2 separate regions of the Homo sapiens genome follow, and region 2 is linked to region 1. Evidence: read pairs that join two places in POLR2A ChIA-PET (ENCODE). Cell type or tissue: PC-3. All regions are shown on one strand. Region 1 overlaps LIN9 (lin-9 DREAM MuvB core complex component). Region 2 overlaps PARP1 (poly(ADP-ribose) polymerase 1).

Evidence for each region. ChIA-PET counts read pairs that join two places held together with the same protein. Peaks named below come from ENCODE experiments on the same cell type or tissue, not always from the same donor. Only the 100,000 strongest peaks of a DNase experiment are listed, where the experiment ranks them.
Region 2: POLR2A ChIA-PET joins it to region 1 with 11 read pairs; 4 of 35 experiments call an interaction of 5 or more read pairs at or near these places.

What each region holds. Positions count from the first base shown.
Region 1 is chr1:226,274,287-226,279,286 of GRCh38, reverse strand. LIN9 (lin-9 DREAM MuvB core complex component) reads left to right here. Exons shown (of 15, transcript NM_001366245.2): 7 at 1,355-1,512. Among named protein-coding and RNA genes, the nearest start is that of LIN9, 32 kb to the left of the region's middle. In PC-3, no CTCF peak of the experiment used is centred here; no DNase peak of the experiment used is centred here; H3K27ac peaks cover 292 bases.
Region 2 is chr1:226,370,504-226,375,503 of GRCh38, reverse strand. PARP1 (poly(ADP-ribose) polymerase 1) reads left to right here. Exons shown (of 23, transcript NM_001618.4): 14 at 1,150-1,278; 15 at 4,987-5,000. Among named protein-coding and RNA genes, the nearest start is that of PARP1, 35 kb to the left of the region's middle. RefSeq lists enhancers at 4,035-4,104, 4,125-4,184, 4,935-5,000. In PC-3, no CTCF peak of the experiment used is centred here; no DNase peak of the experiment used is centred here.

The DNA of each region.
Region 1 (5,000 bases):
CTATGTTGCCCAGGCTGGTCTCAGACTCCTGGGCTCAAGCAATTCTTCCACCTCGGACTACAAAGTGCCAGGATTAAAACATGAGCCACCATGCTTGGCCAAAAAGAAACAATTTTTTTTTCCCCCAAGACGGAGTCTCGCTCTGTTGCCCAGGCTGGAGCGCAGTGGCACGATCTTGGCTCACTGCAAGCTCAGCCTCCCGGGTTCACGCCATTCTCCTGCCTCAGCCTCCCAAGTACCAGGGACTACAGGCACCCGCCGCCATGCCCTGCTAATTTTTTGTGGTTTTTTTGTTTGTTTGTTTGTTTTTTGGTTTTTTTTTTTTTTTTAGTAGAGACGGGGTTTCACCATGTTAGCCAGGATGGTCTGGATTTCCTGACCTCGATATCTACCCGCCTCGGCCTCCCAAAGTGCTGGGATTACAGGCGTGAGCCACCGCGCCCGGCCTTTCTTTTTTTTTTTTGAGACGGAGTTTTACTCTGTCACCCAGGCTGGAGTGAAGTGGCTCAATCTTGGCCCACTGCAGCCTCTGCCCTCTGGGTTCAAGCGATTCCCCTGCCTCAGCCTCCTGAGTAGCTGGGATTATAGGCGCCTGCCACCACGCCTGTCTAATTTTTGCATTTTTAGTACAGACGGGATTTTGCCATGTTGGCCAGGTTAGTCTCGAACTCCTGACCTCAGGTCATCCACCCGCCGTGGCCTCCCATACTGCTAGGATTACAGGCATGAGCCACCACGCCCGGCCAGAAACAATCTAAGAACCTATTTTTGAATACAGTATACTTAATGAGAAGAAAAAAAGGAGTGGTGAGATGAATAGATTTTAAGGTTTTTTTGTTTTTGTTTTTGTTTTTTTTAAGATGGAGTCTCACTCTTGTCGCCCAGGCTGGAGTGCAGTGGCGCAATCTCAGCTCACTGCAACCTCCGCCTCCCAGATTCAAGCGATTCTCCTGCCTCAGCCCCCTGAGTAGCTGGGATTACAGGCGCCTGCCACCACGCCTGGCTAATTTTTGTAGTTTTAGTAGAGACGTGGTTTGGCCATGTTGGCCAGGCTGGTCTCTAACTCCTGACCTCAATTGATCTGTCCGCCTCAGCCTCCCAAAGTGCTGGGATAACAGGCGTGAGCCACCACGTCCGGCTGATTTTAAGTTTTTAATCTCAGCACTTGAGTCCAGGAGGTGGAGCCCAGAATCGCTTGAGCCGGAGATGGAGGTTGCAGTGAGCCAAGATTGTGCCACTGCACTCCAGCCTGGATGACAGAGCCAGACTCTATCTCAAAAAAAGAAAAAAAAAAGATTTTAAGTTTTTATATGGGGTAGTTATCAGTTTGTATGTTTTTTATAATTTATTCTAGATGTTCTTCTGCATTTTTTGAGGAAGAGAGATCAGCATTAAAACAGAAACGGCAGAAAATAAGGCTCTTACAACAAAGGAAAGTTGCAGATGTTTCACAATTCAAAGATCTCCCAGATGAAATTCCTTTGCCTCTGGTTATTGGAACGAAAGTTACAGGTAAGTGAAAACAAGCTAATTACTCTTTTGACTTGTAATTTTTAATCAAGGTAATCTTTTTTGTTTCTTTGGTTCTTATTTTATTTCATTTTTAATTACCAAGAAATATTTACAATAGACATCGTTAACCCTCACCCTATCCCTATCCCTCAACTCTCTCTGAGCCTGGTTGATGCTCAGGGATGGAGTAGGGGTTCTGTAGTACACATCACTTGATATTTTTTTTCCTTAGTGACTTTGATTTTTCACTAGAATGTGTTTACACGTACACATGGGACAAAATTCTGAAGGTGTAAATAACCCAGATAATCTCTATTCGAGAAATGGCTTTTAAATTTAGAAAGCTTAAACTGTAGCTCTGTGCAATTTACTATAGAAGTTACTCTTTCTTCATGCATGAAATCTATTTTTTAAAGTAATTGGGAAAAAGTGTATTGGTTCAAAGTAACATCTACTACAATATAAACTAAAGCCAACTGCTACAAAGATGAAATTTAATAATCTATTGGAGTAAGTATAGCTATGTATTATTTTAAAGTTTTTTTTTTTTTTTTTTTTCTTTTTGAGACTGAGTCTCCCTCTGTCACCTAGGCTGGAGTGCACCTAGGCTGGATCTTGGCTCACTGTGGCCTCGACCTCCCGGGCTCAAGCAATCCTCCTGCCTCAGTTTCCCAAAGTGCGGGATTACAGGCATGAATCACCACACCTGGCCGTAAATTTTTTTTATTTTTAATTATTCTATATTTTCCTTCTACATTGTTTGTTTTCCTTTCCTAACTAGCCTTGTCTGGTTAGTTCACAAATACCATTGTTCTCGTGGACTTTGGGTCTAGAAATAGTCCATTTCTAATGATTGAATAAAACTAAATTATTCACTAGTCTGCTCAACATTTTATAGGGGTGTAAATTTTGTCCGTTTTATAGATGTGATTCTGTGTACTCATGGAGAGAAAGTGCAAAATCTCAGGTTTAAGTTAATCCTTAATTACTTGGTGAAGGCAAATTACAATATATGTAATACAAGAAATAAGGAGTTAAGTGGATAGAATAGGCTAGTAATTGTACTGAGTAATTGTACTTCAACCATTGAAAAATGGTTGGAGTAATTCGAGAATAGTTTTTGGAGGGAAGGGAACCTGGAGTTACATATTTATATCATTTTTCCTGGCTATAAAAGTGGTACTTGTTTCCATTATATTGTAAAAACGATTAAGATGAAAGGTAGAAAATAGAGAAGAGACTGAATCATGCATATGAAATGCAAACACAGTTTATCTAGGAGAGACTAGATTTGGTAATAAATGAGTGTATATTGACAACTCACTGTGTAATCAACAGATTATAGATGATATGATCTCTGTCTTAAAACTAGTCTGGAAGTAGAGGTGGAAATGGGATGAGATGGGTAGACAGCATATTTGAAAAATGTTTAGTTGTAAAAACTCCATATAAATAACTACAGCAATAAAGTCTAGTATAAGTACTAATGCTGACATACTGATTTATGCCAGAGAAATGCTGACGTGAAGAGTGACTCTCAGACTCATTAGGAAATCCTTAGAAATTCATTGTTTTAGAATTTTAAGAACTGGTGATATTATTTGACAAGACTGAAAATCTTAGGTAGTGTTTTTATGTAAGTACTCTTGTTACAGTGGAGAATAGGTTAGACAGGCTATAGCAAAATGTGAGAAAATTACTAGAGCTGTTTTGTGTGTTGTGTTTTTTATTTTTGTTTTTGTTTTTTGAGACAAAGTCTTGCTCTGTTGCCCAGGCTGGAGTGCAGTGGTGTGATCTCGGCTCACTACAACCTCCACCTCCAGGGTTCAAGCAATTCTCCTGCCTCAGCTTCCTGAGTAACTGGGATTACCGGCACCCGCCACCACGCCTGGCTAATTTTTGTAATTTTTTTAGTAGAGATGAGATTCCACCAAGTTGGCCAGGCTGGTTGGTCTCAAACTCCCAACCTCAAGTGATCTTCTGTCCACCTCGGCCTCCCAAAGTGTTGGGATTACAGGCGTGAGCCGCTGCACCCAGCCTAGAGCTATTTTTTCTTTTTTTCTTTTTTTTTTTTTTTTTTTCTGAGACGGAGTCTTGCTCTGTTGCCAGGCTGGAGTGCAGTGCCTCAGTCTCGGCTCACTGCAGCCTCTGCCTCCCAGGTTCAAGCGATTCTCCTGCATCAGCCTCCCGAGTAGCTGGGACTGCAGGTGCACGCCACCACACCCGACATATTTTGTATTTTTAGTAGAGACGGGGTTTCACCATATTGGTCAGGCTGGTCTCGAACTCCTGACCTCATAATCCACCCGCCTCGGCCTCCCAAAGTGCTGGGATTACAGGTGTGAGCCACCGCACCCAGCCTAGCCTAGAGCTTTTTTAAAGCAATGTTTTACATTTTCTCTTTGGGCTAGTGCAGGGGTCAGCAAACTTACGGCCTATAGGCCAAATCTAGGCTGCCACCTATTTATGCATAGTTTGTGAGCTAAGAATACTTTTTATATTTGTAAGTGGTTGAAAAAAATCAAAAGAATAATGATATGTTGTGACTTATGGAAATTATATCAAGTTCACAGGGCCTCCTTAAGGAGTAAACATGCTCTAAATAAGTTCATAACTGAAACAGACCAGCCCCTACAAAATATAAAAGCAAGTGTGATGGGATCGAAAAGATCTGCCAGTAATTTTTTTTGTCTACAAGAAAAAAATTCAACACCCTGTGTAGCATACAATAAAAAAATTGCTGTACTTGTGGGGAAAAAAAGACTATTCCATAAGTCAATAAAAAAGCCATCAATAGAGATAGACTCTGAGATGACTCAGATGTTGGGATTAGCAGACAGTGACTTCAAAATAGCTATCATAAGACATGTTCGTGAACTTAAATGTAAATATAAATATAATGAACAGAGAAAATCTGAGTGAATAAATGGACATTTTTTCAGATAAAGAAAATGAATTTAGAACTGAAAAGTATAATATTTGAAAAGAAAAACTTCTGAATGAACTTAAAAGCAAATTGGAAACACTAAAAGACTGGGTCGGTGAACTTGAGAATGTTATCAGTAGAAATTATCCAAGTATGAAAACAGGTAGGAAAAAAATGAAAAAAAAAAATAGACCCTCAGATCCCTCTGAGACAATATTAAGCAAGATAACATATGTGTAATTGTAGTCCCCGTAAAAACAGGAGAGAGGGGACATTATTTTATGTGCCGATGCACATAAAAAATATTAGATGAAACAAAAGCTGAAATTTTTCCAAAAATATAGATCTAAGATACTCTGAACCCCAAGCAGGATACCCACATATACACAAAACCCATCATTAGACACAATACAGAAAATCTTCAGAGAAACTCTTAAAAGCAGTCACAGAAAAACAGCATATTATGTAAGAGGAGCACTGATATGGATGGCAGCCAACTTCATATCAGAAAAAATGCTAGAAGTAATGCCAAAAAAGTTCTTCAGACTGAAAGGAACTTTTT
Region 2 (5,000 bases), 96 kb before region 1:
TATTTAAGGCTGCATTGAATCCCGTCCTGTGCGTGGGCTGGAATTTATCATTAATCAGAACAGCTTCCTGCCTCCTGTTAGTCATTTAGATTGATTCTGGGCATTTACTGTAATGATGCTGATATACATTTAAATATTTGTGTGCCTCTGTGATTGTTGTCATTACAAGTAGGTACTGGGTCATAAGGTAGATGCACTTAAATAGGGGTTTTGAACACATAGATACTTTGCCCTCCAATGAAGTTACACCCAGAAGATAACAGAGTACATTTAAGATGGTGTTTCAACACTGAGAGTAGGTCTACTATGAAGGTGACAGCAGCAGCCATGAACACTAACAACGCAAGTTAGCTCTTGGGTAAGCCAGTCTGATTCCAGGTTCAAAGCCCAGTGCCAATTCCTTTCACTCCAAATACCAAATTCCGTTTTAGTTGCTAGGGACACTGTGCTGGACAGAGCACCGTCTATACCCTCATACAGTTCAAGTCTAAAGAGTTAAAGCAGTTTCAGTACAGTGTGATCTTGATATAACCTGGGTTCTTCAGACAGTGGGGGGTGGAGTCTCAATAGTCTATTAGGCAGCTTAGGAAGAGGACGGACAGCTAATGCTACGATGTGCTTTAACACTGTCAGCCTGGCTGGCAGCGCATGGGACTGGTTGCTTGGTACTTTGGGAATTTAGAGAAGGCTATATAAACTTAGTCTTGCAACTGGCCCTTGTGTGAGGAAGTGTAAGAGAAAAGAGAAGGAATTTGTCCATCAGTTTCATGTCCCATTGCTCCAAAGTTTGCTTCTACAGCTGCCCAGCACTTCCAGGTTGGGCATGAGTGGGCACTAGACAGGTTCCCAGGCAGGGACCAGCAACCCCAGGGTGGGTCAGCCCATGCAGACGCTGCAGTGGCAACTAGAATAAGAATCTGGAGCAGCCAAGAGAACTTCAGGGCAGGCACAGGAAGAGTCTGACCCATGTGCAGCATCAGGCACACTCATCCTGGCCACTGTTTTCCACACCTTTTTGATTAACACTCAGCTTTTTTTGCTGGTGGCACTCTAGCCTGTGTCCTTTGTCTGCAGTCCAGCCCCACAGACGCAGATACCTTGCTTGAGTTGTTGATTTGGGTCTCTTAGCAATGTGCTTTTTTCCTGAAGGATGAAGAGGCAGTGAAGAAGCTGACAGTAAATCCTGGCACCAAGTCCAAGCTCCCCAAGCCAGTTCAGGACCTCATCAAGATGATCTTTGATGTGGAAAGTATGAAGAAAGCCATGGTGGAGTATGAGGTTATTGCGCTTTATCATTTTATCTGTGAGCATTTGCTGTGGATGATTATTTGCTGAGCTAGTGAAGAGCTGTCTGCCTGTTCTTGTTTCTGTTTCAAAAACAATACATTGGCTGTCAGCTTCTTGTACCTGTCCTTCAATCTTAAATTGTGTGAGTGTTGGGGCCTGGAGTGGTTGCACTTTTGCAGAGGGTTGTTTGATTTGCAGTGAAGCATGTGTTGTGTTGGAGAGAGTTGTTCCTGGTCCCTAGTCCCCTTTGTACTTTTTTTCTGAGACAGAGTCTCACCATGTTGTTGCCCAAGCTGGTCTCCAACTGCTGAGCTCAAGTGATCCACCCACCTCAGTCTCCCCAAATGCTAGGAATATAGGTGTGAGCCATCGTGCCCGGCCCACCCTTTGTATTTTTCCCCTTCTTCATGCTGTGGCAAGGTGTATTAGCCATGCTTCCTTTGTGGCCCAACCAAACCAACCAACTGGAGTTACCATGGGAAGTGCAAGATAGCCCACTTAGAGTAAAAGAAAATTGCTGTGACGCTTGATTCGTAAGATAAAATTCATACCAGTTTTTAAAAGGTTGGCAGTGGGGTGGGGGTGGTGGTTGCTGGATTAGTCATGCTTCTGTCCAGGGCAGAATGGCAGAGACTGCAGGCAGAGGCTCCGTGTTTCCTGTCTGTTCTCCTTCTCATCTCCGCTCTCCGCCCGGGAGATGAGTGCAAAAGGGCGGCCCCCTTGTTCTTGCTGCTCCTAGCATCAGAGCTCTTAAGTACTGACCCTGGGGGCCTTCAGAGCAGAGGTGGTCCCACCTGGCCAGCAAACACCCTCTCCTCTCTACCCTAGCTGCTGAACCCAGAAGCTTCAGGCTGCTCTGAAAAACAAGCAGCTGTGATGCATTTGGTTATTCCCTTTGTTCTAGGCTCCTAGGAACCAGTGGAGGTTAAGAGTCTCAGATCAGCCTTAAGCATTCCACCCTTCTCCATGGGGTTGCTCCCTTCACGCTCACGTTCTGCTGTCTTCCCAAGTCCTTCCTCCTAGAACCTCCTGGCCTGCCTTAGAGCTGGGAGGACAGGGGGTCAAAACTGGGCAGTATAAACCACTGGCAGCCTAAGCCGCATGGACATCAGGGCCAACCCCGTATCTCCCTGCCAAGAGCTCAGCCTGGCAGGAATGCTCACGCCTGTGCTGTTGTAGAGTGGAGTGTTGAGTTACATCCTCTAACGGGTTTAAAAAATGGCCAGGGCTTGTTCGCTGTGCTTGTTGAAATCGCTGTGTGATCTGACTTTTGTTTATGAGGTCACTAGTGTGAACAACTTATGGGTGGGCTCACTGAGAATGAGGGACGGAGGTGGAGGGAAAGGTTGAGAGGTGCTACGGTAAGGGAGAAGAGGGGCTCGTTTCATTCACGTTTTGAAGTCCTGCACTTCATTTCCAGTCTCCCACACCTTGGTCTATCTGTGATTCATAGACGTTCTCAGCTATTCTCAAACCCAAGTCCTTTCCTGTGAAATGTTGTTTTTGTTGTTGTTTTGTGTTTGGTTTGGTTTGGTTTGGTTTGAGACGGAGTTTCACTCTCTTCGCCTGGGCTGGAGTGCAATGCACGATCTCGGCTCATTGTAACCTCTGCCTCCTGGGTTCAAGCGATTCTCCTGCCTCAGCCTCCCGAGTAGCTGGGACTACAGGCGTGCACGACTGTGCCTGGCTAATTGTTTTTTTATTTTTAGTAGAGATGGGGTTTCACCATTTTGGCCAGGCTGGTCTTGAACTCCTAACCTCAGATGATCCACCTGCCTCAGCCTCCCAAAGTGCTGGGATTACAGGCATGAGCCATGGCCCCCAGCCTGAAATGACATTTTAATGTTTTTCACTGGACAGGTAACTAGTTTAGCAGGAAGAAAAGGGACAGGGGCGCTGCTTGCTGAAACAAGCTAAAAGGCAGCTAGCTGGAAGTGTGTGGAAAGCGGGGTGCCCACTCCTGACCTCAGCGGGGTCCACGTGGGATTGGGGTAACCATGTGGAGAAGTAGACACAGTGGCCCTCGGGGCTTCATCCCCAGCACCAGGGGAACCTGACTCTCCCTGTGAGGAGGGCACATCCTGAGTCCAGAAGGGAATGGGTTCCGGGCAGTCACGACACATGGCAGGGGGCAGGGTTCCAGGCTGCAGCCCTAGAAGCCTCCTCCTGGCTGCAGCTGGGGCTCGTGGGTCCCCAGTGCCAAGGTGTTTCTCCCACTTTTCTGTTTCTCTCTCAACTGGGCAGCTGTGGAGCCACTGCTCCCAGCCCGCTGTCCAGCGCTGTGCCTGAGTTTCTTTTCCAGTAGTGAGGGCGGCCTGTGTGGATGGAGCCCACCTCTTATTTTTAGTCTGTGCGTATGTTTTGAGGGGTGTACAATTAGGGAAACTAGGTATTTTCTTTTTTTTACATAAACACCAGAATTATACAGCGTGGAAAATGTCGCGCCCTTCAGAGCTCTGCCCTCACTCTGGCCATGCTCTGCCGTCAGAACTTCTTTTGGGATTCCTTCTTGAGAATTGCTTTCAGAGCTGATTGAGGGTCCATACCAAAGTCACTCTGTTCTTTTATTGTACCTTGTTCTTGGCTTGAAATAGATTATCCACCTTCTTCCCCAGATGTGGCTCCGGCTACTTAATTCTTGCCAGAAATCAGATCTTCCCTTAGGATGGAGTTTGCAGTGTTGAGGGTACAGGGAAGCCCATGCCAGGGCTTGTGGATGTTATTAGAAGCTGTTGGCTCCTGGTAGGTGTCTGATGAGCTGTGAGCACTTTTCACATCCTTTTATTTAATTTTATCACCATAGCAGTTCCATTTCTAAGATTCTTGTTCAGTTCTTTGTTCCAAGCACTGCAGGAAGTGCTGGACATGCAGAAATGGAAAGGCGCAGTCACGGCCCCCAGGGAGCTCAGAAGGGTCTATTGGCAAAGCCCCAGAGACGATGTCTCAGGATACAGAGTGTGGGGCCCATTGGTACACAGGTGTCTCCACGCAGGGGCTGAGCCAAATAGGCAGGGCTGCTCGCAAAAGGGAGTGAGTGCCTTTTAAGGAAGGTGGCCCCACTTAACAAATGGAAAATGAAGGCTGCAGATCTCATGCTTCTTCCACTGCAGCTTCTCTTGATGGCAGGCAGTTCCCAAGATATGAGCAGTAGCAATATTTGTTGGAGGTGACTGATCTGAAAGGGACAGCATTGATTTGAATGTAAGTCCATAAGTTCAGGAGTGTGTCCTTTTTAAAAATAGTGTTCAACACTTGAAAACTCTTGGTTCTTTTCCAGGTGGGAACCCAGGGGTGCACTTAACTAACTGCCTTGGCTCTGGGACCCCAGGGAAGGCCGCTGGGTGGGGTGGTCAGCATGATTTATGAGCCCTCATCTGCACATCAGAATTGGATGGGAATTATGCTATATCTTCGTCCAGACGTGCTGGACTGTTTGAAACTGGGCATAGGGGCAGAGGAGACATGGTTGGCTAAGCCCAGCCGTAAAGGAAGTGAGCAAGAATCTTCAGACACACTGCCATCCCTCATGGTGGGGTGGGGCTACAGACTCTGGATTTGGGTCACTGGTGTCCTCAGGAAATCCCAGCAGGCTCCTGACTGCTCCTGTTGGGGGCCTGAGGGTGGGCTGCCCGGTCCAGCTCTCCTGCGATCACACTGCACAGTGCCCAGCTTTCAGAGCGAAATCCCCTGTCTCCTCAGATCGACCTTCAGAA